Linked DNA regions of Homo sapiens: region 2 is linked to region 1. The links are chromatin contacts, found by Hi-C or POLR2A ChIA-PET in ENCODE. All regions are on one chromosome and are shown on one strand. Each heading gives the region's core, a stretch centred on a gene start or an enhancer-like site at or near the end of the contact. The rest is flanking DNA. Distances are from core to core; before and after follow the strand shown. Region 1 holds the start of TSG101 (tumor susceptibility 101). Region 2 holds the start of LDHC (lactate dehydrogenase C).

What was found. Hi-C counts contacts between places; a loop is a spot of excess contacts on that map. ChIA-PET counts read pairs that join two places held with the same protein, here RNA polymerase II (POLR2A). Pooled maps may share reads with other maps.
Region 2: a map of endothelial cell of umbilical vein shows a loop between it and region 1 (3-fold over the local background). The contact joins the promoter of LDHC here to the promoter of TSG101 in region 1. A Hi-C loop is called at or near these places in 6 of 168 maps with a recorded cell type or tissue (PC-3, adrenal gland, chondrocyte and 3 more), 5 of 37 single-sample maps with no recorded cell type and 9 of 50 pooled maps. POLR2A ChIA-PET finds 5 or more read pairs at or near these places in 13 of 52 experiments (A549, GM12878, HEK293 and 7 more).

The regions. Positions count from the first base shown.
Region 1 is chr11:18,524,131-18,529,643 of GRCh38, forward strand. TSG101 (tumor susceptibility 101) reads right to left here and starts at 2,812. Exons shown (of 10, transcript NM_006292.4): 1 at 2,645-2,812. The coding sequence starts at 2,686. It overlaps UEVLD (UEV and lactate/malate dehyrogenase domains), which reads right to left. Exons shown (of 12, transcript NM_001040697.4): 12 at 5,479-5,513. RefSeq lists an enhancer at 2,972-3,081.
Region 2 is chr11:18,408,867-18,414,379 of GRCh38, forward strand. It overlaps LDHC (lactate dehydrogenase C), which reads left to right and starts at 3,452. Exons shown (of 8, transcript NM_017448.5): 1 at 3,452-3,542; 2 at 3,843-3,977. The coding sequence starts at 3,852.

The DNA of each region.
Region 1 (5,513 bases), core at 1,562-4,061:
TAGAAATGCTGTAGATAAACTATGTAAAAATATAAGTGGCTGTATGTATGAAACATCTAAAGTGGGAAGTTGTTTCTGTAAAAGAAGAAGGACTAATCTGGTATAAATATATCTGTTAATTGCAAAAATAACAGAGAAAGGTGTTGAAAGTTATGTTGAAGTTGGGAGCTAAGATAATGCTCAAGGGAAAAAAAGACCTTTTATAATAAACACATAAAACATAAGGCAGGTGGCCAGAGTACCATGATGTGTGTGGAGAGCCTACAATCAGATAAAGAGAAAACAATAATGACCTTCACCCTAGCTATGTGTTCAGGGTCCTGGCTAACAATTCTTACATCAGACCACACCAGCTGAAAGGAAAACATTTGAAGCCCTTCTTTAGGAGGAAGGAGCCCCACAACTGCTTCTATTACTTTACTTCCTATTCTTACCTGTCTAAAATTCATAGGTTGGACAGTACTAATGCTGATGCTCAGAATCGTCATAATCACATACAGGAGTCTCAATTTTCCAGATATTGAGTCAAGGACCAAAAGGCAGGTAGGATGCCCTCTCCCACCTCTTCCCTACCTCTGTTTTTGTTTCTAAAGTAATCACAGGTTGGGTGGAGGGGAAGGCAGGTAGAGGTATAAAATATCTTCTGAACATGCCTTGCCTTTGTCTTTGATGGCAGGTTTCTCTAGGGAAGCTTAGGAAACTTAATTAGGGTATAAAAAATAAGCTAATATTTGAATATTCTTGCTCTTTATATGAATATACATACATTAAGGAATAAATCTTTTTTTTTTTTTTTTTGAGATGGAGTCTTGCTCAGCCACCCAGGCTGGAGTGCAGTGGCCTGATCTCGACTCACTGCAACCACCGTCTCCCAGGTTCAAGCGATTCTCCCATCTCAGCCTCCCGAGTAGGCTGGGATTACAGGCACCCGCCATCATGCCCGGCTAATTTTTGTATTTTAGGAGACGGGGTTTCACCATGTTGATCAGGCTGGTCTTGAACTCGTGACCTCAGGTGATCCACCCGCCTTGGCCTCCCAAAGTGCTAGGATTACAGGCGTAAGCCACTGCGCCCAGCCCAAGGACTAAATCTTAATGACTATGCTATCAATTTAAAGATCAAAAATGTCATGGAGGCCAGGTGTGGTGGCTCACGCCTGTATTCCCATCATTTTGGGAAGCCAAAGCGGTGGATCACTGAGGTCTGGAGTTTAAGACCAGCCTGGCCAACATGGTGAAATCCCGTCTCTACTAAAAATACAACAATCAGCTGTGTGAAGTGGTGGGCACCTGTAATCCCCAGCTACTTGGGAGGCTAAGGCAGGAGAATCGCTTGAACCTGGGAGGCGGAGATTGCAGTGAGCCAAGATCGTGCCACTGCACTCCAGCCTGGGTGACAGAGCAAGACTCTAAAAAAAAAAAAAAAAAAAAAAGAGTCATGGAACAGATACTCTTCAGTTACATACTATGTAAAACAATATACCGTTTTTTTCAAAAAGTGATATATAAAAGTTACAACATGGATCTTTACCTGGGTCACAATCTTCTATGGCTTCCCATATGTCTTCTATAACTAAGGATAACAAGTTTATCAAAACAAAACCAAGAAGCCTAAAATATACGATTACACAACCAATATATGCTTTATTTTGAAAGCTGTCATTTTCTCCTTAGAGATTATTTGGTCTTCAATCAAGAACTATGGGGGCGATTTAACTGGAAAAAGTCTGTTTTTAAAAAAGTTTTACACATAATAGTGTGTTTTATTAAAAATTGAAACCGCTTAAACCGCTGATTGCTACCATTCTTGCTTTGACAAAACTATCCCAAGCTAACACGTTGAACTGGTCAAGACTCAACTCTCAATCATTTTACATAGTTTTGGAAAATTACAACAAAACATAACAAAAGCCATTCCACTCTGGTGTGAGGTGCCACGTTTGAAGTAATTATATAAATAAATCATGGCTTTAAAATACAAAATGCTTAACTGCTTTTTTAAAAATTGAAAAAAAAAACACTAGTCTTGAGCCGTGAAGATCATAAATTAAGCTCAAAGCAAATAAATACGCGTTATAAGAAGCATACACTTAAAAGTAGTTACTCTTAGAAAATCCCTGAAATGGTAATGGTATGTATTTCACCTGGGGCAGTAAGGGACTGGTATTTTCGCTTCTTTTCTGGAGAATACAAAACTGAAAAGGCCACACTCTCTGCGGGTCGGCAAAAGAAAGGCTAAGACTGGAGGATCCCTAGATTGGGACAGGAGTAGAGGATTGCCTCAGATCTACAACTAAGTATGATCCCTTGTTTGTGTTTATAAAAACAAACGAAAAACTACACTGCCCCACAGACAGCTCCAAACTCAGTGGAAGAGAGGAGGGCGGGTGGGCGGCAGGTGTCAGGTAGCCTCCGCTCCACGCCTTTGTTGACTGTCGCCGTCCCCCACCCTCCCAGCTCCCGTACGGGGATTCCCGCACCAGGCGACAGGCGCCTCGGGGCGGGGTTCTGAGGAGGTCGCTAAGGACTGCACCGGGGCTTCCGGCCCGTCTGGGAAGCTTGCTTGGCTGGGCCGGGACGGACTCGACAGGGCGCGGAAGGGAGCGGTGGGCGCGCCCTGGGAGGCGAGCGCGTCGCAGCCTCACCTTGGACACCATTTTCTTGAGCTGGCTCTCCGACACCGCCATGACGGCCGCCTGGCGACTCCCTTCCCCGCAGGCAGAGGGTCAGCCGCTGCTGGGCTGCCCCAGACCGTCCCACACAATCGCACACCCCCAACCCGGCCTCAAACAACAGGAAGTCGGCACCACTACACCACTTCCGCTTCCACTACGTCACTTCCGGGCCGCCGTCCTGCGGGCAAGGGTGGACACCGTGTGGGATTGAGAGGGGCCTGGTGGGGTGGGTTCCAACCAACCCGCCCCTCGAGTGCCGGAATCAGCAGGACGAATCGGGTCCCAAAGATGTGGGCAAGACTGTTCCGAGGGTCGAAACTCTGGTTCAGGATAAGATTAGCAGGTATTTCACAGAGTCGACTTAAGGAAGCTAGTGCCGGAGAGGGAAGAAGTACGAAGGGCTTGCCAGTGAGCCTTAATGACTGATTGATCAAGTGGGAGGGCACTGCACTGGCGGTCAGAGAACTGTTCTGTCACTGACTTGCTCTTGTGATAATGGTAGGCTAGTGCATTTCTAGCTCAGGCGCAAATTTCTCCCGACTCTAAAGTCATACACTTGCCTTAGATGATGCCCAGTGGTCCTCTAATTAATGATTTTTTTTAAGCTTAAAGACCTTCATACTATACGTTGGCAAGGGTAAAGTGTAGAGCCTTTGTTTCACAAGAAGCCAGATAGTAATTTCTTCTCCAGGAAATCATTCCGTAAGTCAGAATTTCTCCTCTGTACCCACCCATAAATGATAATACAGGCCGTATTTTACCTGGTGCTGTATTTGTGTACCTGTCCGCTGTCAAAATCCAAGCCCTTGAAGGCAGGCTTCCTTCAGATCTTCATTGCCTTGCACAATGCAAGGGTAGGTACTTCCATCTTAATTGAATTTTTACTTCCCATAAAAATTCTTCATGGTGACTTACATTAGTCATCATTACACATCACCGTCAGTTTTGTAAGCACAGTGTCATTCAAGGTATTGTAAAATTTTGAGTTTGATGATGTGTGACAGTTTCAATTATTTTAGTACAGCCCTAATGAGAACAAGGCCGTAGTATTGATTCCCTTCAAAGTTGGCGTCTAAGTGAAGGTCACATTCACAAGGAGGGCCTAACTGAAAGCATGTGGAAGCATCATTATAAACTGTTGCTAACACGCACAAATAAAGGCTATTAATAGGTATTGTTTTTCTTTTTCTTTTTCTTTTTTTTTTTTTTTTGAGTCACTCTCACTCCATCGCCCAGGCTGGAGTGCAGTAGCACCATCTCGGCTCACTGCAACCTCCGCCTCTGTTTTTCAGCTCCTTAGTTAAGCATACAGCTCCAGTCAAACCAAACTAGAGGTCTGTCTGTCCTTCCATTTTACTTGCTGTTTTATGTCTTTTAAAAGCAAGAAGGTTTTCAAACTGTTCTTAAAGCCACGGCTTAACCAGGAGTCCCTTTAATTAGAGCAACTGTACCTTTGTGAGTTGGAGGAATGCCAGGTAATATATATTATTTATATATTTTATAAATGCAACATTTATAAATATTAAAATAAATTTTACATATATATATATATATATATATATATATATATATATTTTTTTTTTTTTTTTTTTTTTTTTTTTTTGAGACAGAGTTTTGCTCTTGCTTCCCAGGCTGGAGTGCGATAGTGTGATCTTGGCTCACTGCAACCTCTGCCTCCCGGGTTCAAGCGATTCTCCTGCCTAAGCCTCCCGAGTAGCTGGGATTACAGGTGCCCACCACCACACCCAGCTAATTTTTTGTATTTTTAGTAGAGACAGGATTTCACTATGTTGGCCAGGCTGGTCTGGAACTCTTGACCTCAGGTGATCCACCCGCCTCAGCCTGCCAGAATGTTGGGATTACAGGCGTAAGCCACTGCGCCCAGCCCATTTATATATTTTTGTTGCCCAGGTCATGGTGCAGTGATGTGAACATGGCCCACTGCAGCCTCGACCTCCCTGGCTCAAGTGATCCTCCTGCCTCAGCCTCCCATGTATATTGGGACCACATGCGTGTGCCACCATGCCCAGCTAATTTTTAATTTCTTTGTAAAGATGAGGTCTTACTTTGTTGCCCAGGCTGGCCTCAGAACTCCTGGGCTCAGGTGATCCTCCCACCTTAGCCTCCCAAAGTGCTGGGATTACAGGTGTGAGTCACTGTGCCCAGCAATATATTGTTTAAAAAAGCTTTCTTGCTGCATGTTTACTATCAGTCTTTTGCAATCTTTTAGGGTCAACACTATACCTCAATATAAAGTGTTAACTTCTTATCTATTTCATTGGAACCATGGAGGATTGAATGTGTGTGGGGAAAATGTCTTTGTGGTTTTAGAAATATGCAAAATCAGTTAATTTTTTAATGTGAAGGTAATAGTAGTTGAAATGCTTTTGAAAGTTGCTTGCCATTTCAACACTAAAGATGAGTTTTTTTCCACTCATTAGGCATTTTGATTTCTATCCTCACGTATATTAGTGGAGAATTTTAAATCCTCCGATTATCACAGATGAAAACACAAATAAGCTGATGGTGCACCTGCAGTCCCAGCTACTCCATTGGCTGAGGCAGGAGGATTACTTGAGCCCAAAAGTTTGAGTCCAGCCTGGGCAATATAGTGAGAACCTGGCTCAAAAACAAAAAGATTTAAAAAGTTTTCTTGCTAAAAATAATTTTTAAAAGTTTGAAAATGATAAAATCTAGTCTCTTCATTTTACACAAAATAACTAAATATCCTGGGTACTGTGTGAATTATATGAAAAAAATTCCTTAATCTGAATGTTTCACTTAATAAATGAAGCATCTCCTGGTGATTTTAAAATCAGTTTATTTTACTCATTATTCT
Region 2 (5,513 bases), core at 2,202-4,701, 110 kb before region 1:
AAGATGGCACCACTGCACTCGAGCCTGGGCAACACAGCGAGACTGTCTCAATAAAAATTAAAGAAATTAACACTAATGATAGCTGATGAGCTACAAAAAAGTTCATGATCTGGATACCTGCTGCCACCTAAAGAGTCCTCACATTCAAAGGGTTGGACACAGCTATAAAGCGTATCGTTCTGTGGATTTTTAGTGTATTCACATAGTTGGCAACCATCACCAGTATCTAATCTTAGAATATAGGCTGGGTGCAGTGGCTTCAAATTCCCAGCACTTTAGGAGGCCAAGGTGGGTAGATTGCTTGAGCCCAGGAGTTCCAGACCAGTCTGGGCAACATGGCAAAAGCCTGTCTCTACAAAAAAGAAATTAGCTAGGCGTGGTGGCAGGTGCCTGTAGTCCTAGCTGCACAGGAGGCTCAGGTGGGAGGATCCCTTGAACCCGGGAGATAAAGGTTGCAGTGAGCCAAGATCCCACCACTGTACTCCAGCCTGGGTGACAGAGTGAGACCCTGTTTCAAAAAAAAAAAAAAGAATATTTTAATTAGCACAAAAAGAGGCCTGTACTTAATCCTGTAGCCTTTTGTAAACTTTGAGTCACCTTCAGTCTTTAAAATTTTTAAATTTACATTAATTTTATATTATTTGATACAATAAATTAGTCAATACCAACATGACTGAAAAATAATATTTAAGTGAAATAGACTGATTCTATTAATCTTTCATGAATTTTCAAATGCAATCTTGTAAAGTTTCCTTACTTATGGGCAAAATAAATGTTCCAGGTTCAGTTTGTACCTTCCTGCCCCAGGCAAGGAATAGGCCAACTCTGCAAAGAAACTTGATTTTTTTTTTCCATAGTAACCTTGGGAACTAAATTAAGCAGGCCTTATCCCCATCTCACAGAAGTTGCCAGTTAGTGTAGAAGCAAATGTGATGCTCAGAACATGGTTCTACTTCCTTTTTTTCCCCCACTAAAGCCCATGTTGCCAAAATAAAACTCAGTACTTCAAAGCCATGTTCTTTAAAAATTCTTTAAATTTTTTTTTTATTTTGGCCAGGTGCGGTGGCTCACGCCTGTAATCCCAGCACTTTGGGAGGCTGAGGCGGGTGGATCACAAGGTCAGGAGATTGAAAACATCCTGGCTAACATAGTGAAACTCCATCTCTACTAAAAATACAAAAAATTAGCTGGGCATGGTGGCGGGCGCCTGTAGTCCCAGCTACTCGGGAGGCTGAGGCAGGAGAATGGCGTGAACCCGGGAGGCGGAGCTTGCAGTGAGCCGAGATCGGACCACTGTACTACAGCCTGGGCGAGACTGCGAGACTCTGTCTCAAAAAAAATTATTTTATTTTATTTTGTTTTTATTTTTGGGGGTAGAGATGGGGGTCTCCCTATGTTGCCAGACTGGTCTTGAACTCCTGGGCTGAAGCCTCGGCCTCCCAAAGTGCTGGGATTGCAGGAGTGAGCCACCATGTCTGGCCCAAAAATTCTTTAGTGAGTACCTACTATGCTTTGGTAAATGTTGCAATGTACAAGAATAAATAAAGACAAATTTTGGTTCTAAAGTTACTGCAATCAAGTAAGCAAAATGTTAAGTAAGTTTGGAGTATTTGGGCAGGCATGGATGAAGAGCCAGTTCTAGTCATCTAGCATCAGTTTGGCCACTACCAAGCTGATACCTTCCTTGGCCGCCAGGGGCCTGAGGCAGGTGTAGAGCTTAAATTTCCAGTCCATCCAGGCCAGCAATCTCCCTCTCAGCCCGGGGATAAATGAGGTTGCTGTGGAGGTATAGGACCAAGTGGTTGCTGCTCCTGTCTGCTATAGGAGGCCTCTAGCTTCAGGCTAGTTGCTGGTTGAGAAAAGTGCCATAAGAGAGAGATATACAGGAAATGATGGTAGTTGACATTTGTCAAGGAAAGCCAGAGTATGTATGTGCAAAGCTGAAAATGAGGAATTAACCTTGAGAAGGGCTGGGGAAAGAGCTTTCTTGGTTTAAAGAACAGCAAAAAGTCCTGATCCAAAAAAGCTGTCCAAAGCCTAGTTGGAAGGAAGTGTATTGAGTGTCCTGAGATGATATGGGAAGTGGGGGTAGGAGGCCAAATCTTGAAGATCTAGGTTGTGGTAAAAGTGGGTTACTCTACCTGTAATGGAAAGCCACGGAAGAGTTTAAAGCAGGGTTATTGCATAATCTGAACCATATTGAAAACAAATACTGACTGGGTGCGGTGGTTCACGCCTGTAATCCCAGCACTTTGGGAGGCCGAGGTGGGTGGATCACTTGAGGTCAAGAGTTCGAGACCAGCCTGGCCAGCAAGGTGAAATACAAAAAAATACAAAAAAATTTGCCCGGCGGCTGGGCACGGTGGCTCAGCACGGTGGCTCACGCCTGTAATCCCAACACTTTGGGAGGGCGGATCACTAGGTCAGGAGTTGGAGACCATTCTGACCAACATGGTGAAACCCCATCTCTACTAAAAATACAAAAATTAGCCGGGCGTGGTGGCGCACGCCTGTAGTCCCAGTTACTTGGGAGGCTGAGGCAGGAGAATTGCTTGAACCCAGGCGGCGGAGGTTGCAGTGAACTGAGATTGTGCCACTGCACTCCAGCCTGGGCGACAGAGTGAGACTCTGTCTCAAAAACAACAACAATAACAACACTACAGGCTATTATAAGAAAAATAAATTATATTTTGGATTTTGAAAAAGGTTCAAATGCAAATACTCTACAAAAGATGGAGTAGGTTGTGTCCCCTTCTGTGAGATATATATCTCTCTCACAAAAAAAAAAATATATATGTAAATTTTTTTTGAGATGGAGTTTCTCTCTTGTTGCCCAGTCTGGAGTGCAGTGGCGCGATCTTGGCTCACTGCAACCTCCGCCTCCTGGGTTCAAGCGATTCTCCTGCCTCAGCCTCCCAAGTAGCTGGGACTACAGGCATGCACCACCATGCCCGACTAATTTTATATTTTTAGTAGAGACGGGGTTTCGCCATGTTGGCCAGGCTGTTCTCAAACTCCTGACCTCAGGTGATCCACCTGCCTCGGACTCCCAAAGTGCTGGGATTACAGGTGTGAGCCACCGCGTCCGGCCATGAGTTATAAATATTAACAATTTCTTGCTGTAAATTGAAAGCATCCTTCGCGTCTTTGCGTTTCATTACCACCCTCTGTTCTCTCAAGAGAAATTCTAACTTTATTTCAGCACTCAGTCCTGAAGTTACAGAAGTTAATAATTTTTTAAAATCCTGCAAACAATGCATGGATATCCCCGTCTTGCACACTCTTTGGGCCAGTCTAGAATTCTTCCCATCAGCATTTCGGTGATCTGGACCGCCGCCACCCACACTGCGCTCCAGGGCAGAAAAGACGCCCCATGCCCGCGCCTGGGCCGGCGGGGGGCGGAGCTTGCGTGCTGACGCATAAGAGCCGAGCGGGGGAACGTGCGTGTCTCGAGTCGCACGGAGGGCAACCGTCGACGGGCTTAGCGCCTCAACTGTCGTTGGTGTATTTTTCTGGTGTCACTTCTGTGCCTTCCTTCAAAGGTGGTGCTTTGTCCCTGTGGGTCATCTGTACTGATTGCGCCAAGCAAAGCATTTGTGAGCGTGTGGTGCTGGGGTGAAAGTGGTGGCTGGGGGCAGGGAGAAATCCAAAAGCCCGCTGGTGCCCCAGCCCTCCCATTGCCTGGTAGACTGGGCCTTGCTTTACCCTCCCCGCATCCTTTGACCAGGAAATTCTTTCTTTGGCTTCCCCCCATCCCCGGCTCCAACATTCTGCAAACTGAAGAGGTAGTTTCTTAGATGTTCAGTGTGGTTAATCCAATGAAATTGCATTATCCCTATCAGGTTCTCCAAATGTCAACTGTCAAGGAGCAGCTAATTGAGAAGCTAATTGAGGATGATGAAAACTCCCAGTGTAAAATTACTATTGTTGGAACTGGTGCCGTAGGCATGGCTTGTGCTATTAGTATCTTACTGAAGGTGAGTGAGAAGCCCATCCTGTGGCTGAAAATCAAGTGAGCACTTCAGAGTGTTGTATATGTCGATGTATTCAGGGTTGCAAGGTTAATCCCTTGAAAGCAATTATGTATCCTTTGACCTTTCCTCCCTCCCTCCCTCCCTCCCTTCCTTCCTTCCTTCCTTCCTTTTTCTTTCTCTCTTTCTTTTCCTTTTTTTTTAAACTTCTTCTTTCTTTTCCTTTCTTTTTTTTTCTGACTTTCCTTTTCTTTTTCTTTTTTTGAGACAGGATTTGTCTGTTACCCAGGTTGGAGTGCAGTGGCGCGATCTTGGCCCACTGCAACCTCCACCTCCCGGGATCAAGCGATTCTCCTGCCTCAGCCTCTTGAATAACTGGGGCCACAGGCATGCACCACCAGGCCTGGCTAATTTTTTATATTTTTAGTAGAGATGGGGTTTCTCCATGTTGGCCAGGCTGGTTTCGAACTCCTGACCTCAAGTGATCCGCCTGCCTCGGCCTCCCAGAGTACTGGGATTACAGGCATGAGCCACCACACCTGGCTGCCAATAGGTATTGTTTTTAACCCTTGTGCCCTCCTCCCTCTCTGCTTTTGGAGTCCCCAGTGTTTATTGTTCTCTCTTTTTTTTTTTTTTTTTTTTTTGAGACGGAGTCTCGCTCTGTTGCCAGGCTGGAGTGCAGCGGCAGGATCTCGGCTCCCGGCAACCTTTGCCTCCCGGGTTCAAGCAGTTCTCCTGCCTCAGCCTCCTGAGTAGCTGGGACTACAGGCATGTGCCACCACGCCCAGCTAATTTTTATATTTTTAGTAGAGACGGGGTTTCATCATGTTGGCCAGGATGGCCTTGATTTCTTGACCTCGTGATCCGCCTGCCTCAGCCTCCCAAAGTGCTGGGATTACAGGCATGAGCCACCACGCCTGGCCTTAAGTAGGGACTTTTACTTCTTTCCCTTACTGTTCGCTTTTGGAATCTGGCTATTGAAATCTGAATGAATACACTCCTTGTATATAGTTCCGTACTCTGTCACATGTGACAAAAACCCAGTTTAAATTAGGGTAAGCAGAAAAAGACGAAATATTGTTCATGTAACTGGAAATAGGGCAAAACTGCTTCAGGTACTACCGGATTCTGAAGTTCACACATATCAAGACATAGTCTTTGTATATCTTGGTTTAGATTTTCTCTGTTGGCTTAATTCGTAGAGCCTTTCTATGTGGTGGTAAAGATGGCTGTACAGTTTGTTCTTAGATTCTTGTTTTTTCTCCAACTCTACAGTCCTTACTAATGTTCTTAGATTTGCATGTTATTCTTAGAGCTTATGATTCCAAAGAAAAGTGAGATGTAATCTTCCGTCTTCCATTTTCAAACTTCATAGACATGCTTGTTTCTTATACCTGGGCCATATGTCCACTTATGAACTGATTTCTGTGACCAGAAGGAAAGGATGGAACAATTGGCTAGGTCTGGTTTTATGCCCATCTACCCTAAGCTTGGAAAACCAATGTTAATTGTACTGCACTGAAACATATGGAATGGGTTCCC